2 separate regions of the Homo sapiens genome follow, and region 1 is linked to region 2. The links are chromatin loops, found by intact Hi-C in ENCODE. Cell type or tissue: gastrocnemius medialis. All regions are shown on one strand.

Region 1 (8,000 bases), 520 kb after region 2:
ACAGAGATGCTAGGGAAGCGGCCATCAAGAACTGCCAGAACAGCTTCCTTACAGCCAACGATGCTAGCCATGGCACCCAGACCCAGGTTATGGAGCCCACTGGCTCTGCGGATTCCAGATCCTGAAACCGCATCTTGTATTCGGTGTCCTGAGCCCAGGTGAAGCAGCAGGAGCACCACCGACTCCGGAACAGACTTGTAAACACACTTCATCTAATGGATGGGCCCAGCTCTGTGCTAGAATTCAAAGCTTAAATGAGACTCGGGCTTGCTATTGAGGAGGCACAAGTCAAGGGGAGGAAACAGGCCCCCAAGCAGAGATAAAGATATACACGGTGCTTCACCCAACCCACAGGCAGGAGCACCCTGTGCTTCTCTGCAAGGTCAGCAACTCAGGGGATGCGACCTCTGCCACAGCTCCACAGGGTCACTTCCCTTACTTTCGGAGGAGCACCCATTGGGCACTCAAATCAACACCCTGGGTTTAGCAGCCACTCTGTGATCCCAGCAGCACGGGGTGCTGCTGGAAACCTAAACATTTATTCTTTCACTCAAAACGCTGAGCGCCTACCAGGCGGCACACATTGCACTGAATGTCAGAGCCAGAGATCCTAAGGCTCTGAGGTGGGGAGGACAGAGCTGGAGGCAGATTACACACCTTAAAATGTGGGTGCAGAGGTGGGCAGGGAACACCACTGGGATGTGCCCATGAGGATGAGCCAAGACGGAAGAGCTGCGACTTGTTTACCAAAAGGCATTGACGACTCGATGCTCCGTCTTCCGTGGGAATTCACCCAGCTTTGTTCAGATGTTACTACCTCTGCCCTTCCCAGTTCCTACCCCATGAAAGGGCATCTGAAGGTGCTGACATCAGAAATGGCAAGTCAGGACACACGCAAGTTCCACAGGGCTTCCTGCTGCCCCGCCCAGCCTCTTTGCAGCCGCCTCCTGCAGCCCCAGGCACAGGCCTGACTTTGGTACAGTTGAAGTAATGCCCCAGTTTTGCCCTGGGCTGGGACTGCCACCTGGGGCAATAAGGGTGGTTGTTTTCCCCTGTGGTTGCCCTCCTGGTTACCTTAGTGACTCATGGAGGCAGTGGGCCAGCCTGGGACAGAGGAGCAGGGGTCTGGTCCAGGGCCAGCCTGGGGCTCTGATCCGCGGCTGCCCCAGATGTCCAGATCTGACCAGGAGCTATGAGGGAGGAGCCTGCTCCCATATAGCCATAACTTTTCTGTTCTGAGCTCATCAGTGTGGCCTGATAAAGTCTACAGAGAGGCCCTCAAGGAGGAAGAAAGAAAAGGCAGGGAAATATACTTTTTTTAGCTAGAGCTCCATCAGCGAGTACAGAAAGAGAACATTCTCCTAGGAGAAAGCAAGGCATACTCTGTCCTCAAGGTGCCATTTTCCCCAAGCAATAGAGGCAAGGCCAGATGAGCTGTGGAGGGGTGGAAGATGAGCTTGTGGCTCCCCACCCTGTCCCTTGCATGCACACCCACCCTCAGGGGCTGCAGCTGGGGTGGCTGAGAGGGGAATCCCTGGTTCAGGCTTTCCTTGTCTTACACAAACTGAGAAGGAAGCCTTGAGAATGCTGGTAGTGCATGCAGGGTGGAGCTGAGAGGGCGGAGAATGAGGTTTTTCACCCACCCTGTGGGCCCTCCTGTTTCCTCCACCCTCCCTGTAATCTCAAAACATCCTGACTTCACTGAGCAAAGGCCCCAAGCTTTTCATGGAAGAGCAGCAGCTTGCAATAGCCCCAGAGTCTGAAGATAACATCTCCCTTGCGGTGGCAAGAAAAGGCAAGGGTGCTCAGGAGAGTGCAAAAGTCCTCAGGCCCCAACCAGAAGTTCTGCCTCTGAGGTCCTCAAAGACACGGGCTCCATCTCCTGCTGTTCCCGCTTTGATTTTAGGGTGTTGCTTTGCTGTACTGGTGCCAGTAGCGGCCACACTGCAACTCTGCTTCAGGCACAAGGATTGGGGTGGGACCCTGTGTCCGCTCTGAGAGCACTTCTGCCTCCAGCCCTCTCTTGGTCCTTGTCCTTCATGTCCTTTTTTGGTGTGAACTGGGTTCAGGAGAGAAGCCCAGGCCCTGACATCTGTGGTCAATGCACACACTCCAGGAAGTTGTCTTAGGGATCAACCAGGGGCACCCACAAAATGGACTGGGGATCATGACTGGCCTTTCCAACCCACAGACCACCTTCATTCCACTCAAAATAGCGCAGCTCTGACTCTACTTAAGAAGGACGCTCTGATAACATGCTGGTGACTTTCACCTAGAAATGGAATCCATCCTTCAGGGCCCGGCCCCCTTCCTGCCTCCATGATGAAACCTTCCTGTCCCTTCCTGTCAACCCTGAGGCGCCACCACCTTCTCCTTCCCGTCATGTACTCACAATAGTTAACATCCACGGCTCTCTTCCCCTGCACTAGGGGCTGGGATGGGGATGGAACGGGGTGCCCTCTATCCCTGAGTTCCTTCCCATGCAGAGATGTAGAAACAGTCATCATGCATGGTTCCATGAGAGATTCCAAGAAAATGCACAGCAGCTGCAGGAGTCCCCAGGTAGCATCTGAAAAATGATTTCCTGAAACACATAGGGTTTGGATGGCGGGGTCAGGAGAGGAAGGACTTTCTGGCAGAGTGTAGATGGGAAACAGTGGATGGATGTGCAGGGAACCACCAGGAGCTGGCCCCGCCAGAGTGGGTCCCAACCAGGCCAGCCATCCAGTGGGCGCCATGGGCACCCGAGCTTTCCTCCCCCGGGCTTCACTCTCTTTGACCACTTTCTGCCCAGGGCCATCTGTGGGCAGTGACTTGGGGAGGCTGCAGGAAGAAGGGACAACAATTGAGTCACTTGTTGTTAAAACCAAAAGCCCGCCACCCCAGCCAAGATTTTCCACATGGGGGTAGCCCTGCCAACGTGTGCCCCCAGTCAACATCAAGATGTCCCCCACAGGCCTCAATGTCACGAAGGACTCCTGAAAATACTGCCTGTTTGAGAGGGGACAGAGACTAACTGTGAAATACTCCTCAGTTTCCCTGCTGCTTACCCAAGAGTTGGGTTGAAGCTCAGCCTGGGGCGCCACTGCTGGGGTGAGGTGGGCTGTGTCAGGCCAGCCACTCATGCCAAAGCTGAAGATAGGATGAGAAGGAGAGAGGGAGTGCCCACTGGGGGGCATAGGGCTGTGCCCAGGAGGGCACTGCTTGTCTTTGCAACCTAGCAGCCATCTCTGGCGGGATGCCTAAAATACCTCGGTCAGCCTCCCAGCTGAGGGAGAGCAGGAGGCGTGCGCTGGGGTCTGCATTAGGTTTTCACAATGGATAAAATCAGTTCTGTGATTGAAAGGCGAGGCCTTGGGAAATTAGTCACACAAGGGAGAATTGTGCCTGCCTCCATCAGAATCACCTGAGGATTCCCAGGAACCATCCAAGAGACTCTGATGCAGGGGTTCTAGGTTAAGGCCTGAGTCCCTTCTCTCCCTCCCTCCCTCTCTCCCACTCTTCCTTCCTTCCTTTCCCATGCAAAGCCCCTAGCAAAGCTTAGAATAAGAACATGTGGGGCTGGGTGTGGTGGCTCACGCCTATGATCCCAGCACTTTGGGAGGCAGAGGCAGGAGGATCACTTGAGGTCAGGAGTTCGAGACTAGCCTGGCCAACATGGTGAAACCCTGTCTCTACTAAAAACACAAAAATTAGCCGGATGTGGTGGCGGGCATCTGTAGTCCTAGCTACTCAGGAGGCTGAGGCACAAGAATCACTTGAACCCAGGAGGCGGAGGTTGCAGAGAGCCATGATCGCACCACTACACTCCAGCCTGGGCAACAAGAGCAAAACTCTGTCTCAAAAACAAACAAACAAAACCACGTTGGATCCACACATGGCTATAGATCCCTACTGTGTGCAAGGCAGCTGGCATCCTGGCCCTCTGAGACTGGCCTAGGGGAGGCCTCCTGGTGACTTCCTCCCAGAGCTAGAGAGGCGGTGTCCTTTGCCTCTGTCCTGCTGAAGGGAGTCCCTCATCCAAGGGGCAACGCTGCCACCTCCTGGTCAGTCTTAGAACTGTCCCCCACTCTGAATGCCTGGTGTAAATAGAGGCAGGGAGCCGGGAGAGGCCTCCCTGTCCTCCTTCTCTGGCTCTGCGTTTGAATATCTTATTCTAGGAAGTGGAATGTCCCCCAAACACGCGCCTCTTTTGGTGCCTCTTGTTTAAGTCTATCTTCCCTGGGAAGCCACTAGTCAACAAGTGGATCTCACTTACCCACCACTTTGCCTTGAATTCAGTGCAAGTCAGCATGTGTTTGTGGAGCACTTGATATGAGGGGGCTGGCAATACAGAGGACAATAAAGCAAAGCCCCACTTTTGCAGAAGGGAGTGAGAAGTGGGGGTGATTCATGAATATGAGTCACTTCTATCTGCGGTGATGTCTGAGCTGAGTCCTGAAGGATAAGCCAGCATTAACCAGTTGAAAAATGGAGAAGATTCCAGGTAAAAGGATGAGCAAGATGTGAATTGCTGGCCTTTTAAATAGAAACTTAATTGCTACATTTTTAATGCACCTCTTTGCTGCCCCCAAGAGGACAGACTACAAACCTTTTTTTCCCTCAATTTCTGGGCAGGTTTAAAAGGTTAAGAGAAAGGAAAAACAAGTTTTTCAGTTGCTAATCATTAGGGTTTAGGGGCCCTCCAGATCTATGGTGAAAAACAAGAGGGAGGCCTGGGTTTGAGAGACAAAGCAATGCAACCCAAGGAAGCAGGAGGCAGGGAAGATGCCTCCCCTAGTAGACAGTTCTCTGGGTCAGTGTGGGGAGAGGACTCCAGGCCACTGCCCCACCCTGGTCCCCGCAGAGCCCCAGAGAAGTATCAAGCCCCAGAGGGAAGTGTCTGCATAGTGCCAGGAAGCTCTGGATGTCAGCCTTACAATGAATTCCCAGGTCCTCAGAATGGCAGAGATGCATCCTGAAGCCAGAGACCTGTGATACAGGCTGAAAGAGCCCCAGATGTCACCCTTGTAACCCACTTGGACAAATGCCCAAGGATCAGCCTCCTTGACTCTGTGAGGGACTCGCGAACCTTGACATTGTCCCAGAAGTAGAGAAATACCAGTTCAAACCACAATGAGGAAATAAAGGAACTCAATGTTCTTGTACCAGGGTTTATAGCAGATTCATATAGGTCATGGGTGCAAAGGAGATCAAGACAGGGCCCCTGTTATTGAAACAATTAGAGAGAGAGCAGTACACTTCTCAGTGATTTGGAGCAAAAAACTTGTCCTCTTGACCTTGGTTTAATTTTCAGTGACAGGATGAGGAGGATGAGCATAGACTCTCGAAGCCCTTTCCTGCTGTAAGAGTCTATGGGAATGCAGATCACATGTACTGTGAGAGATGGGGGGAGACACAGGGTGGGTCAGAATGACCAGAAGAGTCTTCGTGAATGTGATTTTGAAAACTGGAAAGAGGTAAAAGAATTTTGGGTGGTGGGAGTGGCCTGTGCAGATGACAGACCAGGCCTGGCCAGTTGGAGAGGGAGGTTCTATGGAGGAACAGCCCGGAGACAGCAGGAGGGCGGTGGGTGGGTGTCAGCACTCTCCCTCCCTTTAGTAGAAAGGGAAAAGACAGAGTTCACAGTGGAGAAAATAGGAAACATGGACCTGAGAATCCCTACTATATATATATGCGTGTGTGTATATATATATATTTTGAGACAAAGCCTCCCTCTGTCATTCAGGCTGGAGTGCAGTGGTGTGATCTTGGCTCACTGCAACCACCTCCCCCTGGGTTCAAGTGATTCGTGTGCCTCAGCCTGTAGAATAGCTGAGATGACAGGCTTGTGCCACCATGTGTCTATTTTTTTTGTATTTTTAGTAGAGACGAGGTTTCACTATGTTGGCCTGACCTCAGGTGATCCGCCCGCCTCGGCCTCCCAAAGTGCTGAGATTACAGGTGTGAGCCACCATGCCTGGCCCCCAACTATATTTCTAGCAACTTTCATGTTGAGCAGATGCTCCCCAAAGCCCTTCCTAAACAAGCCCTCAGACATTTGTGCTTCTGCCCTTGACTGGTAGAGACATGTAACATGTGATGACTGTGTTTCCATTGACACTGTGTGTACGCTCAGGGAGAAAGCACAGGAAGGCTGTGGGCTGTACGGACACCACCATGCTCCAGAGCTCCCTGCTGAGCCAGCCAGTGGGAGCTGAGGGCAGGCAGTCCATGCTCTGCTACCTCCTTTCCCTAGAGCTTTTCTTTAGATGCCCCCAGTCTGGTCAAAAACAAGCATTCTGAGCTGTGAAATGTTCTGGTCAGTGATCCCAGAGAAGTTTTATAAAGTCTTGAACACAGCCAGATATGCCTCAGTCCCACACTGTTTGAACCTGATTTAATCTTACTCTGACTACTTAGAAGACACCAACTTTAGAGGTGGTATGGGTGTTGGTATAGACCATGGGCTCTGGAATCAGACTCCAAGGGTCTGAATCTTTGCTCTGTCACTTATTAGCTATGTGACAAAGGGTAATTTACTTAACCTCTCTGTGCCTGTTTCCTCTTGTACAAAATGGCGATGAAAGCATCTGCCTGTGTTGCTGTGACACGGGCCTGGCACCTGCTAAGCACACAATAAATTTAAGTCACGGTCATCTCGCAAGGCATCGGTATTACTCTGTAGTCTCAAGTTAGAGAAAGGAAGTCTGAAAGCTTATAGTTTGGAAGGGGCCTGGGAACATTTTATAGTGATTCCATTCAATTGTTCTCTTGCTTTTTATCTTCTTGTCATTAGGATAACATGGAGAAGGTGTCCCAACTACAAAGCTGGTGAATGAAACTGTCTGGGTGGTGGGTGGGAGGCCACTAGTCCAGGACGTTCTGCAGCTCTGGCAGTTCTACGATCCTAGCCAATTTTCGCCCAGATAGCACTAGGCCTTGTCTTGTGCCCCAGAAGGCTGTGGTCACTGCGCTCCCAGATGGCAGCTCTATACTTGTTCTAGGGCTAAACACAGAAGGGGCCAAACTTGATAATACTCTGCTTCTGGTCATAATTCTTCTGCAAAATTGTTATATATACCTCTTTATATATAAAGACAAAAACTCATCCTTTAGTGGCCTCCAGAGACCCCGGGAAAGAGCCCAACTCCATAGCATGTCCCGCAGGTCTGCTGTGGGACACTCACCCCTATAGCATCATCCCCATATCCTGCTACATTCCAGCCATCCTGACCAGCTCATGGCTCCCCACACTCTCTCAGTAGCCCCCACCCTCTCCTCATTAACTCCTGATCATCCTCAGGCCTCTGTTTAGCCATTTTCTGAAACTCTCCCACTGCCCACCGCCCACCTCCACTACCACCCCCACCCCCACCCCCACCCCCCCCCACCACCCCCACTATGGTTCATTTAATAGTTTCTCCTGTGTGCTCCCATGTGCTCTGGGTTTACCCCATTGAAGCCCTTAGGGCACTTTCAAACCATCTGCTCCCCTCTTTGCTTCATCTGACTGTAAACTAACTTGAAGATAGAAACTGTGTGTGGATTCCTATTGCTTCAGTGGCACCAAGCACAGCACCTGATTTAAAGAGGGTGTTCAGCAAGATTTCTTAAGGAAATGACACTCAACATGAGACTTAAGGGTTTGGGGTGGGGAAGAGGTACAATTTCAAGAAAGGAAAGAACATGGCAGCAAGTGCAAAGCCCCCAGGGTTGGAAAGAACTTGATATATCCAAGGAACATGCTAAGGACAGTGTGGCTGGAATGTAGAGAGGTAGCGGGCAGGTGGCAAAGGATTTGGTCTGGAAGGTTCAAAGCATGGTGGGAAGTAATTGAAACAGGTTACACTGGATAGAAACAATATCCTATATCCTCAACATCTTCTCTTCCCCTTTTTGCTCTCATGAAACATGGCTCTCTTCTGAGAATAGCTCCTTCTCAAGTGGAGGATTAATTTTCTCTTCCACATCCCTCCTACCACTAGGTGGGGCAAGTGTCTTCCTCACTCCTTTGCTAT
Region 2 (8,000 bases):
CTTTTCTGTCATCTCCAACTGTGATCTTGGACAAGTTTATTTAGCTTTCTGATTCTCGATTTCTTCATCTATAAAATGGAGATGATGATGAAGAGCTTACTTAGCCCCGTGTCCATCATGGTAAGAGCCTCGTAAAGGGTACTTATCAGTATAATCAGATGCTGTTTTGCCCAGGTTTGCACCCTGTGCGCCTGTCCTCAGGACCCAGCAGGCTCAGACTTGCCTGCGATCAAAGAAAGCCCTGTGTGCCTCCCAGACCCACCACCCCCGTGCAAACTCTCTCAACACGACACCGCTGCGTGACTTTCCTGCTGTTACTAGAGGTCGGCAGGTACTTTTCCCTAGGAAACTGGGTGTGCACGTCTCATCCCCGTGCCAATTCTCTTGCCGCTTTTCCTTCCACACGCGGCGTCCTCTGGGCGGAGGGTGCAGCTCCGCGTGCTCCAGCTGCCGCGAAAGTTGCACCCGGCCCAGTCTGGCTGCGGGCCCCGCCTCCGCCTTCTCAGCGCCCAGCCCCACCCTCCGATTGGTCAGCAGTGCCCAGCCCCGCCCCGCTCCTCCGAGGGGATTTAAAGCAGCGGCCGCTCAGTCTGGGCGCTTGCAGGCTGCTAAACCCAACCGCAGTTGACTAGCACCTGCTACCGCGCCTTTGCTTCCTGGCGCACGCGGAGCCTCCTGGAGCCTGCCACCATCCTGCCTACTACGTGCTGCCCTGCGCCCGCAGCCATGTGCCGCACCCTGGCCGCCTTCCCCACCACCTGCCTGGAGAGGTAAGGGGAGGTTGTCCAACTGCTTGGGGGAAGTCCCACCAACTCTTAGGGAGTGGAGCGGCAGGCCTGGGGACCTGGGTGGGCGCGGGGATGGGGCGCTAGAGGCTTGAGTAGAGAGGTAGAAGCGCACTTGATGCCACGTGCTCAGATTCCAGGAGCAGGGAGAAAGCAAGGGGAAGGGAAGCAAGGGCCCGCGGCTTGCTGCCATCCCCATCCTCTGACAAACTGCAGTCGTGCTCAGGTGACCTGCTGAAGACCCGGCTGCGGGAAGGCCACGTTGACATTTCCAGGCAGCACTGAGCCTGCCCATTTCTTAAGCATTTGTTTTTCATTCCTCAGACCAGAGCTAGGGGCATTGCCTCCTCTGCCCCTGGAAGACAGGGAGATTTTTTTTTTTTTGGTGGGGTGTGTGGGGGTGGGGGCTCCCACTGTTGAGGGTGTGTCCATATTCCAGAGAGCTACTCAACAGCTTCCAATCCTTACTGGCTGGGAAGGAAAAAGTAAAGATGAAGGCAGGAATCAGTTTCCCACACAGTTCAGAAATACTTCTGAAAAGAATGCTGAGTTCTTTTCTGAATCAACAGGCACGAAGAGAGATCAGTGTGACTTTAGGGAAAAGCCCATATATGCAGCGTGTGTATTACCCAGAAAGTGTAAGACCTACCACAGCATAGCTCAAACATTGCTTTTGTTGCTTTGGGGTTGATGATGCTGATAAGAGAAGCACTCTTGGCCTGGGGACAGCCAAGAGTTTCCAGGAACTCTTGAGGCTAAAGTTTGGGTGGCACCACCCAGAGCTCTTCTGGGACCCATAAACCTCTCCACACTGGCTGAGCAAATGAGAGAATGCTTTCATGTTCCTGATTTGTTTTTCAGAGCCAAAGAGTTCAAGACACGTCTGGGGATCTTTCTTCACAAATCAGAGCTGGGCTGCGATACTGGGAGTACTGGCAAGTTCGAGTGGGGCAGTAAACACAGCAAAGAGAAGTAAGTGTTGCTGACCAGCTCAGGGCTCCGAGAGGGAAGGGAGTGGGAAGGGAGTCATGAGGAGGGAAATACAGGGAGAAGCCAGGACACGCTAAGTGGACCTTGGCAACACCTCCCTAGAGATTTTAGTGGGACTTGTTGCTGGTCTGTTATGACTACTTGGCTCATGGGTGAGTGGGTAGGTGGCTCCAGGGCTCCAAGTCCATCCACGGATGAGGGCACACAGGGCATGAATGCCTAGTTCCCAGACTCTCCCACCTCGGGATTCATTGCACGTGCATCCAGGGCTAGGACAGAATCCAAGACCACTTGAAGTTTTCTAGTATGCACCTTGCCTAGAAACTCTTTCATATTGGCTATCAACTGTACCAAACTCTGGAGTTATGTGTAGATGTAATCTCTATTTATGAGGACCTTATTTCCTTGGGAAGGTGTACAAAACAAATCTTTGAGAGTCAGGGGAATTGAAATAATTTTTGGACAGAGACGAGACAGGCTTAGAGATATTGACTGAGGACTAAAGAGTCCCTGGCTTTGATTTCTGGTTGCTGAATTGTGCTCTAGAAAGCACTACTGCTTACCCTAAGTCCAACTAAGAGTTTGAGGTGTCAGCTTCAGCAATCACCAAGCAAGCCTTTCTGTGAATTTTATGCAGTTTTCCATCAGAGTTCTGGCTAGAATTTGTACTATGCTTTGGTTTGTTGATTTTTTTTCTTACTCTTTTTTTTTCTTTTTGTCTTTTAGTAGAAACTTCTCAGAAGATGTGCTGGGGTGGAGAGAGTCGTTCGACCTGCTGCTGAGCAGTAAAAGTGAGTAGGAGCCTTTTGTGTCTGTCTCTGGGTGGCACATGTGTACTCATGTGCTTTGGAGCCAGCCCCAGGACTGCTGAGAGCCTGGGCAGAATAATAGTAGTAGTAATAATAATAATAATGATCCCCTAGTGTGCCAGCCTCTATTCAACATATAAAGGCAGGTCATTGTTCAAGAAAATTATGTTCTAAAAATAGAGCCATTAATTGCAATTGCTTTCCTTTCTTCTTGTATTCCCTGCTGTCCCTCCAGCTGACCTATTTCCTCTTCTTTCCCGCAACCCCAGATGGAGTGGCTGCCTTCCACGCTTTCCTGAAGACAGAGTTCAGTGAGGAGAACCTGGAGTTCTGGCTGGCCTGTGAGGAGTTCAAGAAGATCCGATCAGCTACCAAGCTGGCCTCCAGGGCACACCAGATCTTTGAGGAGTTCATTTGCAGTGAGGCCCCTAAAGAGGTTAGAGCCCCCATATGCCCAGTGAATCCTCACGACCCTGCCTGCTCCTTCCCCTCTGAGAATCAGGGCTAGAGGGGAGGAAGGGCTAGGTGTAGAGGTAGAAGGGCCTTACTTGGCACAGGGGTGACTGGGCTTCTGTGACCAGAGACTAGGAAAGCCAGGCCCAGTGCCACTCCTGGGTGCTTAACCCTAAGACTCATGATGGGGCAGGATGTGTTGGCAGGTTTTTCGGCTTCTGTCCATACCCACCTTTATAAACCCATCCGTTTTTAGAGGCTCAAAACACTTAGCAACTGGGGAGACAAGGTCAGCACAGGGACCTTATGTAACCTGGCTCAGTCCCCAGGCTGACCTGCCTGAGGCCTGCTGGTCTGTGGTCTGTGATTTTTTTGTCTACCTTCTCTCCTGGCCGCTAAACGCATGGCAGCTGCATTTGCTAAAGAACACAGCGCCACCTGGTGGAAAGATAAGAGTAATGCCTTACTTTTGTACCTTATTTTTGTTTTCTGACCGCTGATTGATTCCACATAATTCTGTAAAGGTGTATTGAGCCCCAATTATATTCAAGACACTGTTACAGTCACTGTGTATGTCACAGTGAGCCACACAAAGTCCCTTACCTAATGAAACTTATAATTTGAATGGGGGAAGATGCCAATAACCAACTAGACAAATATATGCCAGGTGATGAGCTATGCACTCATAAAAATACAGCAGGAAATGAGAGACAGGGAGTACCAGAGGTAGGGCCTGGGAAGACGTAAGGTTTTCCATTCTGTAAAGGGAAGTGAGGACATATGAACAGAGATAAGAAAGAATTCAGGGAGGGAAGAACATTCCAACACAGGAAGCAGCAAATGCAATGGCCAGAGCCTGCCTGTCACAGTCACGGATGAGCAAATGGACCTGTGTAGAGCAGGGCAAGAGCAGGAGATGAGGTCAGGCATGAGGAGGATGGCCAGGTGTGGGCTTGGGGAGCCTCGTGGGCCCAGCAAGCCCTTTGGCTCTTCTTCTGAAAGACATGAGGAGACAACAGAGGAGCTACCAAACTGAGTTGGGTTTTTAAAGGCTCACTGTAGCGACTGGGTAGAGAACAAACCACAGGGGTGGGGGGTAAGGTAGCAGAGAGACCAGGTAGGAGGCCTTGGTGCAAATCCCAGGAGAGCTGATAGTGACTTGAAGCAGGGTTGCTGTAGAAGAAAGGGTGAAAGGGGATTGCGTTTGTATACATTCTTGATAGATCCTCATGTTAATTCTGAGAGATTGGAGGACAGACACTGGATCAGATGTGGGTACAAGCCCAGAGCTGAAAAGCTAGTGATCAACTCAGGAGCCCCCACTTCCTGATGCAGCATCCGATGCTCTTTCCAATGCCCAGCCTGCCGTTGGCCCTCCCTCAGCCATGCCCACCCTCTTCCCCAACTCACCCTGTGTGTGTCCTCCTTCCCGCAGGTCAACATTGACCATGAGACCCACGAGCTGACGAGGATGAACCTGCAGACTGCCACAGCCACATGCTTTGATGCGGCTCAGGGGAAGACACGTACCCTGATGGAGAAGGACTCCTACCCACGCTTCCTGAAGTCGCCTGCTTACCGGGACCTGGCTGCCCAAGCCTCAGCCGCCTCTGCCACTCTGTCCAGCTGCAGCCTGGACGAGCCCTCACACACCTGAGTCTCCACGGCAGTGAGGAAGCCAGCCGGGAAGAGAGGTTGAGTCACCCATCCCCGAGGTGGCTGCCCCTGTGTGGGAGGCAGGTTCTGCAAAGCAAGTGCAAGAGGACAAAAAAAAAAAAAAAAAAAAAAAAAATGCGCTCCAGCAGCCTGTTTGGGAAGCAGCAGTCTCTCCTTCAGATACTGTGGGACTCATGCTGGAGAGGAGCCGCCCACTTCCAGGACCTGTGAATAAGGGCTAATGATGAGGGTTGGTGGGGCTCTCTGTGGGGCAAAAAGGTGGTATGGGGGTTAGCACTGGCTCTCGTTCTCACCGGAGAAGGAAGTGTTCTAGTGTGGTTTAGGAAACATGTGGATAAAGGGAACCATGAAAATGAGAGGAGGAAAGACATCCAGATCAGCTGTTTTGCCTGTTGCTCAGTTGACTCTGATTGCATCCTGTTTTCCTAATTCCCAGACTGTTCTGGGCACGGAAGGGACCCTGGATGTGGAGTCTTCCCCTTTGGCCCTCCTCACTGGCCTCTGGGCTAGCCCAGAGTCCCTTAGCTTGTACCTCGTAACACTCCTGTGTGTCTGTCCAGCCTTGCAGTCATGTCAAGGCCAGCAAGCTGATGTGACTCTTGCCCCATGCGAGATATTTATACCTCAAACACTGGCCTGTGAGCCCTTTCCAAGTCAGTGGAGAGCCCTGAAAGGAGGCTCACTTGAATCCAGCTCAGTGCTCTGGGTGGCCCCCTGCAGGTGGCCCCTGACCCTGCGTTGCAGCAGGGTCCACCTGTGAGCAGGCCCGCCCTGGGGCCTCTTCCTGGATGTGCCCTCTCTGAGTTCTGTGCTGTCTCTTGGAGGCAGGGCCCAGGAGAACAAAGTGTGGAGGCCTCGGGGAGTGGCTTTTCCAGCTCTCATGCCCCGCAGTGTGGAACAAGGCAGAAAAGGATCCTAGGAAATAAGTCTCTTGGCGGTCCCTGAGAGTCCTGCTGAAATCCAGCCAGTGTTTTTTGTGGTATGAGAACAGGCAAAAAGAGATGCCCCGAGATAGAAGGGGAGCCTTGTGTTTCTTTCCTGCAGACGTGAGATGAACACTGGAGTGGGCAGAGGTGGCCCAGGACCATGGCACCCTTAGAGTGCAGAAGCTGGGGGGAGAGGCTGCTTCGAAGGGCAGGACTGGGGATAATCAGAACCTGCCTGTCACCTCAGGGCATCACTGAACAAACATTTCCTGATGGCAACTCCTGCGGCAGAGCCCAGGCTGGGGAAGTGAACTACCCAGGGCAGCCCCTTTGTGGCCCAGGATAATCAACACTGTTCTCTCTGTACCATGAGCTCCTCCAGGAGATTATTTAAGTGTATTGTATCATTGGTTTTCTGTGATTGTCATAACATTGTTTTTGTTATTGTTGGTGCTGTTGTTATTTATTATTGTAATTTCAGTTTGCCTCTACTGGAGAATCTCAGCAGGGGTTTCAGCCTGACTGTCTCCCTTTCTCTACCAGACTCTACCTCTGAATGTGCTGGGAACCTCTTGGAGCCTGTCAGGAACTCCTCACTGTTTAAATATTTATTTATTGTGACAAATGGAGCTGGTTTCCTAGATATGAATGATGTTTGCAATCCCCATTTTCCTGTTTCAGCATGTTATATTCTTATAAAATAAAAGCAAAAGTCAAATATGACATCCTGTCTTCAAGTGCTGTGTGGGTCAGGGGAAAAGGGGAAGTGTTGTGGAGAGCTCTGGGGAGGAGCTGGCTTTTGGGAATTCCACAGGACAGGCGAGTAAGCTTCCATGGCACAGGCAGAAGTACAGGGAGAGCTTGATATTCACCTGGTACCTGCCAGAGTCAAGAGAAGGGATAGGTTCTAACGAGGCTGCTATGATCAGTGACTTTTTAAGCTCGTGACAGCCCCACTTGTGTTGGGCTGTTGTGTGGATTGGACTGGGCTCAGCCCACTGTCATTTCAGAGCCCGTATCTTTTGCCCACCTGGCTGGGACTCGGCATGAGCCATTTCCAATTCTGCCTGTAACAGTGCAGGGGTCAGTACCCCTTGGTCAAGTAGCAAGACATCATCAGTTAGGTGGTGACTTTTGTAGGATTTTTACTTTTAAAAGTAATTTGTAATTAAATTCAATTACAAATCTTTTGTAATTTATATTCAAGAAATTATTATTCTTTTTATAATTTCATAGAAGTATCTGAGATGAGGTATATGAAGCCACTCTGTACATGAGGCTGCTCCATTCCATGGGCCAAGGGAATAAGGGTTGAACTGTGCTTGAAAGAATTTGGGGGTACGGAGACAGGCGCGGTGGCTCATGCCTGTGAGCACTGAGGGAGGGAGGCTGAGGAGGGTGGATCACTTAAGCCCAGGAGCTCAAGACCAGGCTGGGCAACATGGCAAAACCCAGTTTCTACAAAAAGTCAAACATTAGCAGAGTGTGGTGGCACATGCCTGTAGTCCCAGCTACTTGGGAGACTGAGGTGGGAGGATGGCTTATGCTGGGGAGGTCAAGGCTGCCATGAGCTGAGATCACTCTACCGCACTCCAGCCTGGGGGACACAGTGAGACCCTGGGGGTAGGTTTGCAAGGATCAAAATCTGTTCTTCCTCTGCTAATTGCCTGCTTGTTCTCCTTTTTCATCCTACTGAATCCCTCTCATTTTTTTCTGATTACGACTACTTAAAAAAATGTTTTCTTCTCTGTTGAATGATCTGTTTATACACAGATCTGGACCTTAAATGAACCTTTATTTCTTCCCTATTGATAGTCTGAGTAAAGTGATCAGACTTCAGGAACATGGGGTAGAAATCCCCATAGAATCACATCTTAAGCACAGATCTAAGGAGGGATTCTGTGGGTGACACCAGGGAGGATCCTGAAATTAAGGGCCTGGGAAGGAAGACAGGGACCAACACTGTGGCAGGCCCTGAGCTCTGTTAGTCCTTACAACAGCTCTGTGGAGTGGGTCTGAACACTTTATCATCCAGAGAAGGAAACAAGCTCTGAGAGGGAGGGACATGCTTGGGGCAGCCAGCCAGTGAGTGGCAGAATGGGGATCTGAACTCAGTTATGCCATGGGGAGTCCAGTCTGTGAAAGATGGGTGGAGGAATGTGACTGATAAGGGAAGGAAGAGCGGAGGACCCAGAAAGACAGGGAGGTACTAACACTCGCCCTTTCCTACTGCTCTCCTTCCATCTTTATGCCTTTAACATGCATGTATTGAGTGCATCGAAATCCCTCAGACCCAAATGCGTTGGGTCCAGCTTCTGCACAGGCTCACCAAGGCTTCCTTAGAGGACTCTCTCATCCTC

What was found. Hi-C counts contacts between places; a loop is a spot of excess contacts. Peaks named below come from ENCODE experiments on the same cell type or tissue, not always from the same donor. Only the 100,000 strongest peaks of a DNase experiment are listed, where the experiment ranks them.
Region 1: it touches region 2 in a loop (3-fold over the local background); 61 of 110 quality-filtered maps call a loop at or near these places.

Annotation. Positions count from the first base shown.
Region 1 is chr1:182,081,134-182,089,133 of GRCh38, reverse strand. No RefSeq gene overlaps it. Among named protein-coding and RNA genes, the nearest start is that of ZNF648, 23 kb to the right of the region's middle. RefSeq lists an enhancer at 3,762-3,811. In gastrocnemius medialis, CTCF peaks have their summits at 4,050 (motif pointing left), 7,771 and 7,974 (motif pointing right); a DNase peak (open chromatin) is centred at 4,013.
Region 2 is chr1:182,596,986-182,604,985 of GRCh38, reverse strand. It overlaps RGS16 (regulator of G protein signaling 16), which reads left to right and starts at 597. Exons shown (of 5, transcript NM_002928.4): 1 at 597-770; 2 at 1,647-1,757; 3 at 2,502-2,566; 4 at 2,854-3,020; 5 at 4,473-6,363. The coding sequence starts at 727. The coding sequence ends at 4,694. RefSeq lists enhancers at 283-362, 833-882, 973-1,032, 3,453-3,502 and a silencer at 3,083-3,142. In gastrocnemius medialis, CTCF peaks have their summits at 3,474 (motif pointing left) and 5,436; DNase peaks (open chromatin) are centred at 535 and 3,425; H3K4me3 peaks cover 1,196 bases; H3K27ac peaks cover 1,581 bases.